3 separate regions of the Homo sapiens genome follow, and all the other regions are linked to region 1. A link is a loop called in an ENCODE intact Hi-C map of the cell type or tissue named here. Cell type or tissue: CD4-positive, alpha-beta T cell. All regions are shown on one strand.

Region 1 (5,000 bases):
AAGCAAACATCGGCAGTGGCCTGGCAGAACCACCCATGGGCCAGTGGTGGTGGTGGCCACAGGGAGAGGCTCCGTTGCCTGTGGAAAATGGAGGGAAGAGTGGGAAGGACTTTGTATTGTGGTTTGAGTACCAGCTTAGCCACAGTAGAATAGGACATCAGGTAAATTGCTAAAGTTTTTGACTCCAATCCCTGGCTCCCAGACAGCATCTCTGGACATGCCTGGGCTTAGGGAAACTTGCCACCTTGAAGGGAAGGGCCTTGGGCAAAGCCCAATGCTGTGCTGGCATCAGGTCTGACCCAGTGCAGTTCCAGTGGTGGTGGTCACAGAGGTGCTTGCATCACCACAGCCCCAGTTCCAGATGCCTCAGCACAGAGAGACAGACTCTGTGTGTTTGGGAGAAAGTAAGGGAGGAGAACAAGAGTCTGCCTGGTAATCCAGAGAATTCTTCTGGATCTTATCGAAGACTACCAAGGCGGTACCTCTGTAAGCCTACAAAAACCACGGCGTTATTGTGCTTGGGGTCCAAGTCCCTTCAAATATCTAGAAAGCCTTACCAAGAAGGAAGGGCACAAACAAGCCCAGACTGTGAAGACTACAATAAATACCTAACTCTTCAATGCCCAGATAGCAAAGAACATCTACAAGCATCAACACCATCCAGGAACACATGACCTCACCAAATAAACTAAATAAATGGAGAGAGAGAGATTGTGTTCATGGGAAACACTCAATATTGTTAAGATACCAGTTCTTCCCAAATTGTACATAGGTTTAAAGCAATTCTAATCAAAATCCCAGCAGGCTTTTTTTTTGTGAATATAGACAAGCTGATTCTAAAATTTATATAAAAAGACAAAGGAACTAGAATAGCCAAGATAATTTTTTTAAAAACAACAAAATTTAAAGAACTTACATAACTGGACTTCAAGACTTTTTATGAAGCTCCAGTAATCAAGATAGTATGATTTTGTTGAAAGGATAAACACATATAAATCGGCGGGATATGGTCTCTGTGAAACCAATCCTTTGAAAATTATTTGTTGAGACTTACTTTATTGTCCAATATGTGGTATGTTTTCATAAACACTCGTGTTTGAAAAGAACTATCTGAAGTTGTGTAGTGTATTCTGCCTCGAATTTCACTGATTATAGGTGCACACAGATCACATTTAAACATCTCTGGAATCAGCATGCATCTTACCACAATGACAATGGCATAGTTTACTTGGCAGTGGTTTTTCTTTCTTAGTGGTATTTAAAATAATAGTGTGCCTTACAATCAGTGGTGCCTTACAATTGATGAAATTCAGTATATCTATTAGGTCAAGTTTACTCATTGTTCAACTCCCCATCTTAGCTGATATTTTCCTGCCTTTTATATCAATTATAAGAGAGCTATGTTAAAAATCTACTAAGATTGTAGTTTTAAAAAAATTTCTCATATTTATTTTGCTTAACATCCAGGTCCTGTATTAGGTGTGCTGAAGTTTAGATGTGTTTTATCTTCTAGGTTAATTGAATCTTTTATTTTTATTTTTAAATTTTTTTTTTTGAGGCAGTTTCACTCTTGTCCAGGCTGGAATGCAATGGCATTATCTTGGCTCACTGCAACCTCTGCCTCCTGGGTTCAAGCAATTCTCCTGTCTCAGCCTCCTGAGTAGCTGGGATTATAGGCATATGCCACCATGCCTGCCTAATTTTTGTATTTTTTATTTATTTATTGTTTTAGTAGAGATGGGGTTTCATTATATTGGTCAGGCTGATCTCGAACTCCTGACCTCAGGTGATCCGCCCACCTCGGCCTCCCAAAGTGCTATGATTACAGGTGTGAGCCATGACGCCAGACCTGAGTCTTTTATTTTTTTTAGTGGCTGATTTTGTCCCAAGTAATTATTTTTGCTTTAAAGTCTATCTTGTTCAATATAGTTATGCCAGCTTGCTTTTGGCTAATATTTGGTATAACTTTTTCCATGTTTTTACTTAAAGTACCAAGTCTTCAGCCCTGCTGTTTCCTTATATTTTAGATTTACCTCTTATAAGTACCATATAGTTAGATATTATTTCCTAATTCAACCTGACAATCTTTGTCATTTAACTAAAATGCCCAGTTTGTTTACATTTATTATGATTATTGATACATATGGATTGATTTCTACCATCTTATTTTGGGCTGTTTGTCCCACCTGTTTCTTTCTTTTTCTCTCCTTTCTTGTCTTTTGGATTGATGAGTGTTTTTACTGGGTATAGAATTCTAGGTGTTTGTGCACAATGATAAAGTGAAAAGTTGAGGGCCCTTTTGTTCTCTTTTGTCATCTCCAGAAGCAGAGTTTGAGCTTGTGAAAAACCATGGTTCATATGTATTTGGCATCCTTCACCTACCACAATACTTAGTACATAGTTAATTCATAGGAATTCCATTTATTTTGATTATCTTTGACTACAGCTGGCAAGATGTGGCCTTTTCCTTTTAAAAAATTTATTGCTAAGAACTCTAAGGCAGTTTTTGTTTAAATGTTTTGTAAACTTAGCCTATGTTATTTGCAGCTTTTCTGAATTAAAAAAAAAAATTGGCAAGCCTTTTCCCCAGATGCGGCATTAAATTCTAAGAGCTGTCAGTTGGGCAAAACTTTGATCATTTTGTTCCAAAATTAATTATTAAATCACCATACCTACGTTCCTCACTAAATTTCCTCTGGTCTACTTGATCGTTCATTTATGGAATGATACAGTATTAAGGTACCATTTATAAACTTCTAAAAAAAATACTGCAATCCAGCATGCATTATTTATGGATCTGTGTAAATATTAAAACAGGGACTGGGCTGGGCATGGTGGCTCATGCCTCTAATCTCAGCACTTTGGGAGGCCAAGGTAGGTGGACTGCTTGAGCTCACTAGTTCAAGGTCAACCTGGGCAACATGGCAAGACCATGTTTCAAAAAAAAAAAAAAAAAAAACAGGAAAGAAAAAAAGTAATTTTGGAGTTAGAGCTGTGTAAATCAGTGTGTAAAACTTCTGTGATTTTAAAATGGAGGGTTGCCATCTAGTGGACACATTTAAATAAAACCTTTAAAGTCTTTCATAATAGGTTATGACGCAATGGAATAAAGTTTTTCAGACTCTTCCACACCACACGTAAGAAAGAAGGTATATTCTGATAGTTAAAACAACTTTGGAGTTTATCAGACCTAGGTATGAACCCTGGTTTTCTTATTTACTGTGTAACCTTGGGCAAAGTTTCAAACCTGTCTGTACCTTAGTGAGTTTGAACTCAGACCTTCATTGATTTAACAAAGTTCCCAACTTACAATGGTTCAACTTACAATTTTTTGACTTTATGATGGTGTGAAAACGATACTCATTCATTAGGAAACACGCTTCAAATTTTGATCTTTTCCTGGGCTGGTGATATTCAGTATAATACTCTGGCAATGCTGGGCAGTGGCAGAGAGCCGCAGCTCCCAGTCAGCCATGTGATCAAGAGGGTTAACAACTGTTACTCTGCAGTCTACTGTGTTGCCAGATGATTTACCTATAGGGTAATCTAAGCATTCTGAGCACGTCTAAGGTAGGCCAGGCTAAGCTATGATGTTTGCTAGGTTAGGTGTATTAAATGAATTTTTAATTTACAATACTTTCAACTTACCATGGGTTTATCAGGATATAACTCCATCATTAACAGTAGAGGAGGTCAGGCGTGCACACCTGTAATCCCAGCACTTTGGGAGACCAAGGCGGGTGGGTCACCTGAGGTCACGAGTTCGAGAACAGCCTGACCAAGGTGAAACCCCATCTCTACTAAAAATACAAAAATTAGCCAGGCGTGGTGGCACGTGCCTGTAATCCCAGCTACTCCGGAGGCTGAGGCAGGAGAATCATTTGAACCCGGGAGGCGGAGGTTGCAGTGAGCTGAGATCACGCCATTGCACTCCAGCCTGGGCAACAAGAGCAAAGCTCCGTCTCAAATAAACAACAGCAACAACAACAACAAAAACCACAAACAATAAAACAGTAAAGGAGCATCTGCATTATGAAGCCCTCCAGTGAACTAGATTAGACTGTGGGGATGGTTTCCTAGACTGTGGGGAGATAGCAGAGCACAAAATTAGACAGTCTCCTCCTAGAGTTTAATAAGGGTTGTGTTAGGGGTACTGGGGAGGGACTACTATTAATATTTTAGAGTGGGCAGTTAGAAATTGGGTTTAAATCTTAGATCCCTTAATAATGCTTATATAACCTTAGGCAAATACCAGTCTCAAGGATGACATTAAGACCTAAGTTCAACACGAGCTGTAACACGGCTTCGTTCATCACTTTTTTCCTAGTAATGCTTGGAATAGAAAAGGCCTTCGATAAGTATCTGCTGAATGTATGAATGGCACTACTTTAGCATTACCTGAACACATTTCCTGGCGCCTAAGCACTCAATAAATTTTAGTATTAAGGAAATTACATGACTATGTATATTATGTACATAGGGAACCTTGGACTTAAAACAATTTTAGATTGATACATAATTTACCAGTTAAAAATTGTTATATACACTTACTGAAGGCAGCAAACTGCTGCATGTAACCCTATCAATATTGAGGGAAGGCCAGGCACAGTGGCTGACGCCTGTATTCCCAGCCAAGATCGCCTGAGGTCAGGAGGTCGAGACTAGCCTGGCCAACATGGCAGAACCGTCTCTAATAAAAATACAAAAATTAGACAGGCATGGTTGCGCACGTCTGTAATCCCAGATACTCGAGAGGCTGAGGCAGGAGAATCGCTTGAACTCGGGAGGCAGAGATTACAGTGAGCCAAGATCGTGCCACTGCACTTCAGCCTGGGCGACAGAGTGAGACTCCACCTCAAAAAAAGAAAATATATATATATTTATATATATATTATATAATTTAATTATATATTTTTATTATATATATAATTAAAATATATATTATATATAATATAATATATATTATATATAATATAATATAGATTATATATATAAAATCT
Region 2 (5,000 bases), 710 kb before region 1:
TCTACTCTATTCCGTTTCATTTGTTTTAGTGCTGGTCTCACCTGTGGATGAGCCTCTCCCTGGGACTCTGCCCCACGTGGCCTCATCTCCACCAAGCCCCCGCACACTGCCAAGACCCAGGGCTTCCGTGCTGGGACCCACTTTACCCAGAGATGGAATCTTTATTTGTGTCTCCGCCCAGACACCACCCCTTCCGAAAGGCCTCCCCTGCCTACCCTGGCTAAAGGCACACACCTCACATATAACCCCATCATTCTCCGTCCCCTTACCCTCTTTCTGTGTCTTTGTGGCACTGATCACAGCCTGCTCTTATGTCACATACATGTGCCATGTGTTCGCTTACTGGCTTTTCCCTGTCTAGAAAGTCAGCGGCATGAAACCAGGACTGTTATCTGTTTGGCTCCCTGCTGTGTCCTACTGCCTGGTGCACAGCAGCCACGAAATAAATATCACTTCACTGTAGAATTCTCCAAGTTTCTAAATACAAGTCAAGAAAACATGACTTGACTAAACCTGGGACTTCCTTCCTTTTCCCTCCTAAGGATGGACAGCCCCGGCTTCCCTGGCTGCTTGCATGACAGCTCTGTTCTCTGCTGCCTGCACCATCCCCCCCCGCCCCCGCCCCGCCACCAGTGTGTGTGCAGCTTTTATGGAATAATCAGCCTCTCTTTGCTTGCGTTTGGCTATTCCTGCAGCCTTCTTGGCAACCTTTTTTTTTTTTTCCAGCAAGAATAAGCGAGGAAAGAAAAGTGGGAGAGGAGGAAGAGGAAGAGGAGGAAGGGGAGGAGAAAGACAAGGCTCTGGTTTTCCCCAGCACCATTTCTCTTGCACTGAAGAATTGTCACTCTTGGCCATCAGGTTTCTACAAGCTCACCCAGTCCATATCCCTGACTTTGACATGCTCTGCCAGTGTCTAAATTATTTCTGCATAAAATGACTTAGGGGCTCTCTTTGACTACATTCAGTAGCTCAGTGTTTTCTGGATGCAAATTGCTCCTACCTCTTAAAGGCTGTACTTTACTCCCCCTTTCGACCATTGTGGAGGGAGAGTTACTGTTAATTTCCTAATAATTATGGGCTCTACAAGGGGGATTCAATTGTTAAGTAGAAAAAAAGAGGAATATAGCAATGTGAGCAACATACACAGAATATTAATGTTTGTTTAAAAGGAGAAGTTGGAGAATATGTATTTAGTTTTTGATTGGAAATACATAAAATGCACAGAAAATATACAGAAGAAATGATAACATTGTTTCCCTCTGGAAAGTTCCTTGAGAGCAGAAAAACTTTATAGTTAGCTATTCTAAGCATTTAATCACCAACTAATTTGCCCATGCAGGTGGACAAGAAGGTAAATTCAAATTGTGTTGAAGAAAAGAAAGCAGTTTGTCTCTGGGTGCTTTGTCTGCTTATGAAAGGTGAGGACTCTGATATCATCTAGGGTGAAACTGTTGTGAAGCAGATGGAGGAAATTGATCTTTGATATTAAAGGCCATTTTAAGAACTTTGTAAGCCCCAGAGACTCCTAGTTTTATTATAGCAAATATATTAAAACACACTCATATCCTATGTTAAATATAATTTGCCCTATAATTTTTTTTTTTTTTTTTGAGATAGGGTCTTGCTCTGTCACCCAGGCTGGAGTGCAGTGGCACCAACACGGCTCACTGCAGCCTCTACCTCCTGGGCTCAAGCGATCCTCCCACCTCAGCCTCCTGAGTAGATGGGACTACAGCTACTCAGGAGGCTGAGTAGAGAAGGTCCCACCATGTTGCCCAGGCTGGTCTTGAATTCCTGAGCTCAAGTGACCCACTACGCCCTGGCCTCCCAAAAGTGTGCTGGGATTATCCACCGTGCCTGACCCTGCCCTGTAAGTTTGAAAGGAATTTTATAATTTTGCTTTGGAAATTATTTGGCGATGAGTAATATTTAATTTATTATTGGCTACGATTACTCAGGAGTCACCATCTCTACCCAGGAATTCTTAAGAAGTGAAAAAAATCTAACCCACAAAATTCTTTTCAAATGGAATAAATATTTATAAATACTAAATTTAACAATTAATGAAATTGACAATGTTATGTTTTACTGATGTCTAATTAAGCATTTATAAATTTTGTTTTACTGGGCTTTTTTTTTTTTTTTTTGGCATTTGGACCCAGTAACTTCTTTTTGGGTCCACAAGATAAAATGGCACTATTGATATGTGTCCCCCACCTGTTCTTCTGGAATCTCTACCCCAGGGTAAATGGGACTTTATTACCCTCCTGCCTCCCTCCAACCCCCCAGCCCCTCCCCAGCTTTATCCAGTCAACTCTCTTCAGAAGTTCCTCATGCTCAACTTTTTCCTCTTTTTTTCTTTACCCTTCTTCCTTTTCTCATCTTTCTTTGGCACCCAAAACATTTCTGATAACACCTCGGCTCTCCGCACTCTGAGCTCTATTAATTTGCTAATGTCCTAAATGTTTAATGACTCACAGTCCAGGCAACTTGGTTATGTCTTTTCATAGTTACATTTTAATTGGGCCTTTTTAGAGATACAACACTTGAATTCAAAAGGCTCTCTTTAATGATGTGAATTTAGGGCTTAGTTGTGGGAGATATTTCTAGGGAGGTGCAAAATCCTTTGGGAGTAAATTCCAGCAACAAAAAAAATCCTCTTCCCCTGGGAGCTCACAGATGAGCTGAGGAGGTAACATGTAATGCATAACCAGGACATAAGGTAGACGGCACCATTAGGGACGCGTAGAGGAAGGGCGTGGGGGCTTACAGCAGAGAGCTTGCTTTCAGCTGCGGGAATCAGAGGAGGTTACCTGGAGGAAGCGACATTTGAGTTGGACCCTAAAGGATGGGTGGGGTTTGGAGCCCTGGTGCTTCTGGCTCACTCCTTCCCTTCTAACCAGCTGCCGTTCATGAGTTCCTCCAGCAGAGGGCAGGCATAGCAAAGACGGGAAGGAGAGTCCGATTCTTCAGCCCAGTCTTGAGTGGGGCTTTGCATGCCCAGAACTGTCTAGACGGCTTTCTGGGTTTACTAAGAAGGGGCGGTAACTGAAACCTGGTGCCACCTGCCCTGGTGCCACCTCTCCATGGACACTAAGGTGCCCTTTCTAGAGCAGTCAGGCCGGGCAGGTTTGGGCAGTCCAGCCTGGGGAAGGGGAGAGGACTGCCTTTCTGGGTTGCCATGGGAGTTTATTCCCCACTCTCCCTAAGGAACTGGGAGCCGAGGTATGGGTTGCTTTGGTGCTTAAAGTATTTCTCTGTCTATGGTCAGATGAGACAATAATTCATGCTCAAGTGGTTTACTAAGGAAATATTCCCAAGAAAATATTATAAGGAAGTGGGGACAGTAGAATAGGGAAAGAGTAAATGCCAGGCAAGTGTCTGATTTGGGGTGAAGTCCCAGCCTCAGCCTGATGCCTGAGGGAGCTCCAGGGGCGTGCCTTGCAGCACAGAGTTTGCCCTCCCTCAGGGCAAAGGAACAGGGCTTTGTACTGCTGCACCCATCAATGGCTGACCACGGCTGCCCCAGGGGGACGTCAACTGGCAGCCCCTTCCAGTTCTTGGTGCATCTGGGTGACTTAGCCCCAGGAGCCCGTGCTTTATCGTCTGAAGACAGGTGTTGATAGGAGCCATCGACAGTGAACATACACAGCTGGAAAGGGGATCTGAGGACAGCTGGGTGCGGCTCCGACCGCCTTTGCTACTCTCTCCAAGGCCCCTTCTATTTATCCAGTCTCCCCATGACCAAAGACTTTGTCTTGCAGACAGAACTACCACTGGGGAAACCCAGGAAGATTCCAAGCCCTCTTGTCTTTTCAGAAGAGATCATTTCTGGTCTCTCAGCACCTCTGGTCTTGCTCTGGGGAACCTGTATTTTTATTGCAGGAGTCCTCACCTCTGTCCCCTAATCCCTTCTACCCCAGCTCCTCAAAATGCATCCCTTCAGAGTTCTCCACCCTCAGCTAATTGTCAGTTCGGGCATTGACGTTCCCCATGGATGCATTAATGGCAGAGAGATGCTCTGACAGGCACTGTGTTTTACCCAGCTCTCCCTTCTGTTACCACTCAAGTGGGAGCTCTCCGAGAGCAAGGGCTGTTTCTCATTCCTTGCCCAGGCCTGCCTGATGGAGTGGGTCTCTAAGTGCAGTTCCTGGACCTCCAGCATCAGGCTCACGGCAAGTGCGTTTTATAATCTTAACTTCCCCGCCAGCCCCCATCCCACCGCACACACACAAAAGGGGTCTGGAAATCAGCCTCTTTCACAAACTTCCTAAGTAATTCTGGTGCTCATTAAAGAATGAGAGCCATGGCCCAAGCACTCAAGGGGCAAATGAGTCCTCCAGAGAACTTTCAGGAACCCCCATGGCACACTTTCACCTTTGTCAAGCCACATCTCACCTTCTCAAGGAGCCCCACCCCCGTCCCAGTGCTCCTGATCCCCTGTACCTATTCTACTTCTTCCTACCATAGCATTATCACCTTTTTCATTATGTGTATCGCTTAGTCTCTCACCTTCCCCCATTAGAACATGAGCTCCATGAGGGCAGGGATCTTTGTCTGGCTGACTGCTATGTCCCAGTGCCTGGAATGCAGTATCCACACATGGTTGGTGTTCAAAAACACGTGTTGCATGAATGAATGAAGTAATTGTGTGGAGAGGCATCAGAGTAACTGAAGACAAAGATCATTACAAATTATCCACTTCTAAACTTCTTTGATAACAGACATTGCATTATCTGTGCCCTGAGACCCCCCTCAGATTCAATGACTTACTGGCAGGACTCACAGGACTCCGAAAAGCTGATATACTCACAGTTATGGTTCATTACAGGGAAAGGATACAGATGAACATCAGCAAAGGGACAAAGTAGGTGGCGATGTCCAGGAGAAATCAGGCAATCAGGCTCAACCTTCTAGGTGTCCTCTCCCAGTGGGCCTGACGGGAATGCAGTTAATTCCCCCAAAAACTATGCATGACAACACGTGCAAAATATTACCAA
Region 3 (5,000 bases), 180 kb before region 1:
ACCCAGGAGGCAGAGGTTGCAGCGAGCTGAGATCGTGCCACTGCACTCCAGCCTGGACAACAGAGTGAGACTCCGTCTAAAAAAACTAAAAAAAAAACAAAAAAAAACAACTCATAAAATAGGGGGAAATGTGTCTGGCTTTAGACACTTGGGATAATTTGGAGGCAAAGGCAGAGAATGGATACTTGCCTAGCAGCCTCTGTGTAGATGCTTATTAAAAAAGTATTTGCCTGGCCAGGTGCGTTGGCTCATGCCTATAATCCCAGCACTATGGGAGGCTGAGGCGGGCGGATCACGAGGTCAGCAGATCGAGACCATCCTGGCTAACACGGTGAAACCCTGTCTCTACTAAAAATACAAAAAATTGGCTGGGCGTGGTGGCGGGCACCTGTAATCCCAGCTACTCGGGAGGCTGAGGCAGGAGAATCACTTGAACCCAGGAGGCAGAGGTTGCAGTGAGCTGAGATTGCACCACTGCACTCCAGCCTGGGCGACAGAGCAAGACTCCGACTCAAAGACTCAAAAAAAAAAAAAATGGTATTTGCTGTCTCACTAAAATACCTCCTGTTCAATTTGTCCACCACCCCCTGCCATCCGTGAAGGGTTTCACAGTGAAAGCCAGAAAGCCTGCTAGACACATTCTAAAAGAGCTGTAACACTTCAATTTGGTTTTGAAGTCTTGCCAGCAAAATCTTGACTAAGACTTTTCTTTTTTTGTTAAATATCTGTCAGTCATATTCTGAAAACTGTAATTATTTTCAAGGTTACCTAATTCAGTAGAAAAATTACTCTTTTCATAGTAAGGATTCAGTCATACAGAGTAACAAACTGCTGGTTCTGAACTTGTTAGTTTGTTCTTCCTAATTCTTCTCCCTCACTTTTCTCCTTTCCAGAATCATATTCTAAGAACTCAGCCACTCAGGTATCCACCATGGTGCTGGGTCCTGAACAGAAGATGTCAGATGGTAATTTACCGCTTTGTGTTATTGTCTAATTTTATTTGTAATTAGGTTTATGTTGGTAACAGAAATTTATCATATTTTTCCTCTTGTCATCATCTGTCATCATCTATTCTAACAACTCCATTCAAAAGTCACCATCTGGTGACTTAGGCTGTAAATGAAAATGGATTTTTTTTTTTTTTTTGAGGTGGAGTCTCTGTCACCCAGGTTGGAGTGCAGTGGCACAATCTCGGCTCACTGCAACCTCCGCCTCATGGGTTCAAGTGATGCTCCTGCTTCAGCCTCCCGAGTAGCTGTGACTAAAGGCACACGCCACAATGCCCGGCTAATTTTTGTATTTTTAGTAGAGACAGGGTTTCGCCATGTTGGCCAGGCTGTTCGCAAATGCCTGACCTCAAGTGATCCGCCCGTCTCAGCCTCCCAAAGTGCTGGGATTACAAGCATGAGCTACCGCGCCCATCCTGAAAACAGAATGTTTTTTTTTTGTTTGTTTGTTTGGTTTTTTTTTTGAGGCGGAGTTTTGCTCTAGTTGCCCAGGCTAGTTAGTGTTCAGTGGCACTGTGTCGGCTCACTGCAACCTCCGCCTCCCCGGTTCAATGGATTCTCCTGCCTCAGCATCACGAGCACCTGGGATTACAGGCACCTGCCGCCACGCCCGGCTAATGTTTTTGTATTTTTAGTAGAGATGGGGTTTTGCTATGTTGGTCAGGGTGGTCTTGAACTCCTGACCTCAGGTGGTCCACCCGTCTCGGCCTCCCAAAATGCTGGGATTACAGGCATGAGCCACTGTGCCCGGCCCTGAAAACAGATTTTTAACCAGAGACCTGCTTCGTATCTTTTTTACAATTCTGAGTTGAGCCAAGATTAGCTGAAATTTGGTTTCTGGCAGTAATGCTTGCAAGGGCAATGTTATTCCCAGACCCAGGATAAAAACCTCTGGAGTGTTTTGGCTACTCATGATGCTTCCTGGTGTTTCAGATGTGTATGGAGCAGTAAAATACAGGGCGAGTACCTTACGCTCTGTATTTGATTGGAGCTTCTTGAGTGCTTTGACTATTCCTTCCTAAATCTGAGCTTCTTTGGAATTTCTGTTCCTTTTCTATAAATTTCTTCATTAATTTAAAGCTGCTTAATTAAGATGATATGAGTCAGCTCCCTATGGAAAGAAAGCTCTTATTTGTTTAAATTAGAGGTTGTAAGGATTTATTGCAAACACAGAGATTAGAGCTTTGTGATTCAAAATAGCCATTTGATGGCTGAAGCAAACTAGGCTCTGTGTATTTCTGGCAGGGTATCCCTTTTCTCCCAGACCTTCTGCTTCCCAATATTTAAGATTGACTGCAAAATGCAGAACTCAGGGAAACGCTGATATCAGTCTGAGATGAGCCCTGCCATCACGAGGGTGCCAGTACCCCGTGACCGGCGGCACTTTACTGCAAGCCTTAGTCAGAGTACAAAGGGTTCCTGCTTGGTGGTTTTGCTGCAGCTTCAGAGTTTAGCCTGAACTGTGGCAGGATTTTGTAACTTGCACATTTTTTGAGAAGTCTGATGGAGGTATAATGTCCACGGTCGATTATTTGAGTAAGTCCTACCAAATATAGGAGGTGGGGAGGACATTTCGCTAGACAGGCCTAGTTCTTTTCTTTTAAAAGCTAGGATTTTAGGTTACCAGGAGCTGGTCTGGGAATATGATATTTTGAGCCCATATGTCAGTGTTTTTAGAGGAAAATGAAATGGCTCTAAAAATTCCCAAGTAGGAGTAGAAGTGTGGAAGTAGGAAAACCATTGTGAGTTAAAACTGATCTAGAGAATTGAGTGACTGGGGGAGGGGGAGGGAGATAACTTTTTTAGTGTAGGCTAAATTTTTTACTTCCTGAATTTTTAACCATGTGAATGTATTACTTATTCTAAAATGTACATTAAAAATAAACTATTCAAAATAAATTGAGCTAGAGTCAGGTTGGTCTCTTGTGCATTTAGATATTAAACTATTTAATTTCAGTATACTAAGGATGAATTGTTAGTGTATTTTGTTCATTTTTTACTAATTTATTTTCAAATCTGTTAATTCAGACAGTGTTTCTGGAGATCATGGGGAGTCTGCCAGTCTTGGTAACATCAACCCTGCCTATAGTAATCCCTCTCTTTCACAGTCCCCTGGGGACTCAGAGGAGTACTTCGCCACTTACTTTAATGAGAAGATCTCCATTCCTGAGGAGGAGGTTAGTATCAGGTCCTTGGAGGAGAACACTATTGTCTGGGGAAAACCTGTGAGTGAAAGATCTGCTGGATGGCTCAAGTTCAGCAGCCTCAGGTTTAATTTTGGCTGGCAATCTCTGAAGACTATATCTATATATCTATATATATATATACACACACACACACACACACACACCCCATCTATATCTATCTATCTCTGTCTGTCTGTCTGTCCGTCTATCTATCTATCTATCTATCTATCTATCTATCTATCTGTCTATCTAATCTTTTTTACAGACAGGGTCTTGCTCTGTCATCTAGGCTCCAGTGCAGTGGCACAACCATAGCCCACTGTAGCCTTGAATTCCTGGGGTCAAGTGATTCTCCCACTTCAGCCTCCCCAGTAGCTGGGACTATAGATGGCATGCCACCATGCCAGGCTCATTATTTTTATTTTTATTTTTAGAGACAGGGTCTCACTATGTTGCCCAGGCTGGTCTTGAACTCCTGGCCTCAAGCTATCCTTCCTCTTGTTTGTTGATGAAAAAGAGTCAAACTCTGGCTGAGCCCAGGCTCACACCTGTAATCCCAGCACTTTGGGAGGCTAAGGCAGGAGGATCACTTGAGCCCAGGAGTTTAAGACCCGCCTGGCCAATATGGCGAAACCCTGTCTCTACAAAAAATACAAAAATTAGCTGGGCATGGTGGTATGCACCTGTAGTCCCAGCTACTCGGGAGGCTGAGGTGGAAGGATCACTTGAGCCTAGGAGGCAGAAGTTGCAGTGAGCCAAGATCATGCTATGGTACTCCACTCTGGGTAACAGAATGAGACCTCCTCTCAAAAACGAAAACCAAAACAAAACAGGCCAGGCGCGGTGGCTCACACCTGTAATCCCAGCACTTTGGGAGGCCGAGATGGGCAGATCACCTGAGGTTAGGAGTTCAAGACCAGCTTGGTTAACATGGTGAAACCCTGTCTTTACTAAAGATACAAAAGTTAGCTGGGCGTAGTGGTGGGTGCCTGTAATCCCAGCTACTCGGGAGACTGAGGCAGGAGAATCACTTGAACCTAGGAGGCAGAGGCTGCAGTGAGCCAAGATCGCGCCACTGCACTCCGGCCTGAGTGACAGAGTGAGACTCTGTCTCAAAACCAAACAAACAAACAAGAGTCAAACTCTGTAAAATGTTTAAAGAGGTTTATTCTGAGCCAAATATGAGTGACCAAGGCCCGTGACACAGCCCCAGGAAGTCCCGAGAACATGTGCCCAAGGTGGTTGGGTTACAGCTTGATTTTATACGTTTTAGGGGTCAGAAGTTACAGGCAGACATCAGCCAATATATTTAAGATGTACATTGGTTCCATCAGGAAAGGTGGGACAACTTGAAGTGGGGAGGGGGCACCTTTCAGGTCAAAGGTGGATTTAAAGATTTTCTGATTGGAAATTGATTGACACTGGGTGCAGTGGCTCATGCATGTAATCCCAGCACTTTGGGAGGCTGAGGCGGGTGGATCGCTTGAGCCCAGGAGTTCGAGACCAACCAGCTTGGGCAATGTGACAAGACCTTGTCTCCAAGTAAAAAAAATAAAATAAAATTAGTTGGGTGTGGTGGTGCACACCTGTGGTCCCAGCTACTTTGGAGGCTGAAGTGGGAGGATTGCTTAAGCCCAGGAGTTCAAGACCAGCCTGGGCAACATGGCAAAACCCTGTCTCTACAAAAATAAAAATAAATAAAAAAAGAAATTGGTTGAAAGAGTTATTTTCTAAAGACCTGGTCTAAAATGAGGGGCTGTGGAGTGTCTAAAATGAGGGGTTGTGAAGACCAAGGTTTTTATTATGT

Evidence for each region. Peaks named below come from ENCODE experiments on the same cell type or tissue, not always from the same donor. Only the 100,000 strongest peaks of a DNase experiment are listed, where the experiment ranks them.
Region 2: it touches region 1 in a loop (10-fold over the local background); 3 of 110 quality-filtered maps call a loop at or near these places.
Region 3: it touches region 1 in a loop (10-fold over the local background); 4 of 110 quality-filtered maps call a loop at or near these places.

What each region holds. Positions count from the first base shown.
Region 1 is chr12:50,823,594-50,828,593 of GRCh38, reverse strand. No RefSeq gene overlaps it. Among named protein-coding and RNA genes, the nearest start is that of TMPRSS12, 17 kb to the left of the region's middle. In CD4-positive, alpha-beta T cell, CTCF peaks have their summits at 2,809 and 3,032 (motif pointing left); a DNase peak (open chromatin) is centred at 3,073; H3K27ac peaks cover 464 bases.
Region 2 is chr12:51,530,024-51,535,023 of GRCh38, reverse strand. No RefSeq gene overlaps it. Among named protein-coding and RNA genes, the nearest start is that of SCN8A, 59 kb to the left of the region's middle. RefSeq lists an enhancer at 2,763-2,822. In CD4-positive, alpha-beta T cell, a CTCF peak has its summit at 2,933 (motif pointing right); a DNase peak (open chromatin) is centred at 2,933.
Region 3 is chr12:51,006,660-51,011,659 of GRCh38, reverse strand. It overlaps SLC11A2 (solute carrier family 11 member 2), which reads left to right. Exons shown (of 16, transcript NM_000617.3): 2 at 894-965; 3 at 3,036-3,184. The coding sequence starts at 932. It also overlaps the pseudogene RNU7-39P. Among named protein-coding and RNA genes, the nearest start is that of SLC11A2, 17 kb to the left of the region's middle. In CD4-positive, alpha-beta T cell, no CTCF peak of the experiment used is centred here; a DNase peak (open chromatin) is centred at 2,399; H3K27ac peaks cover 294 bases.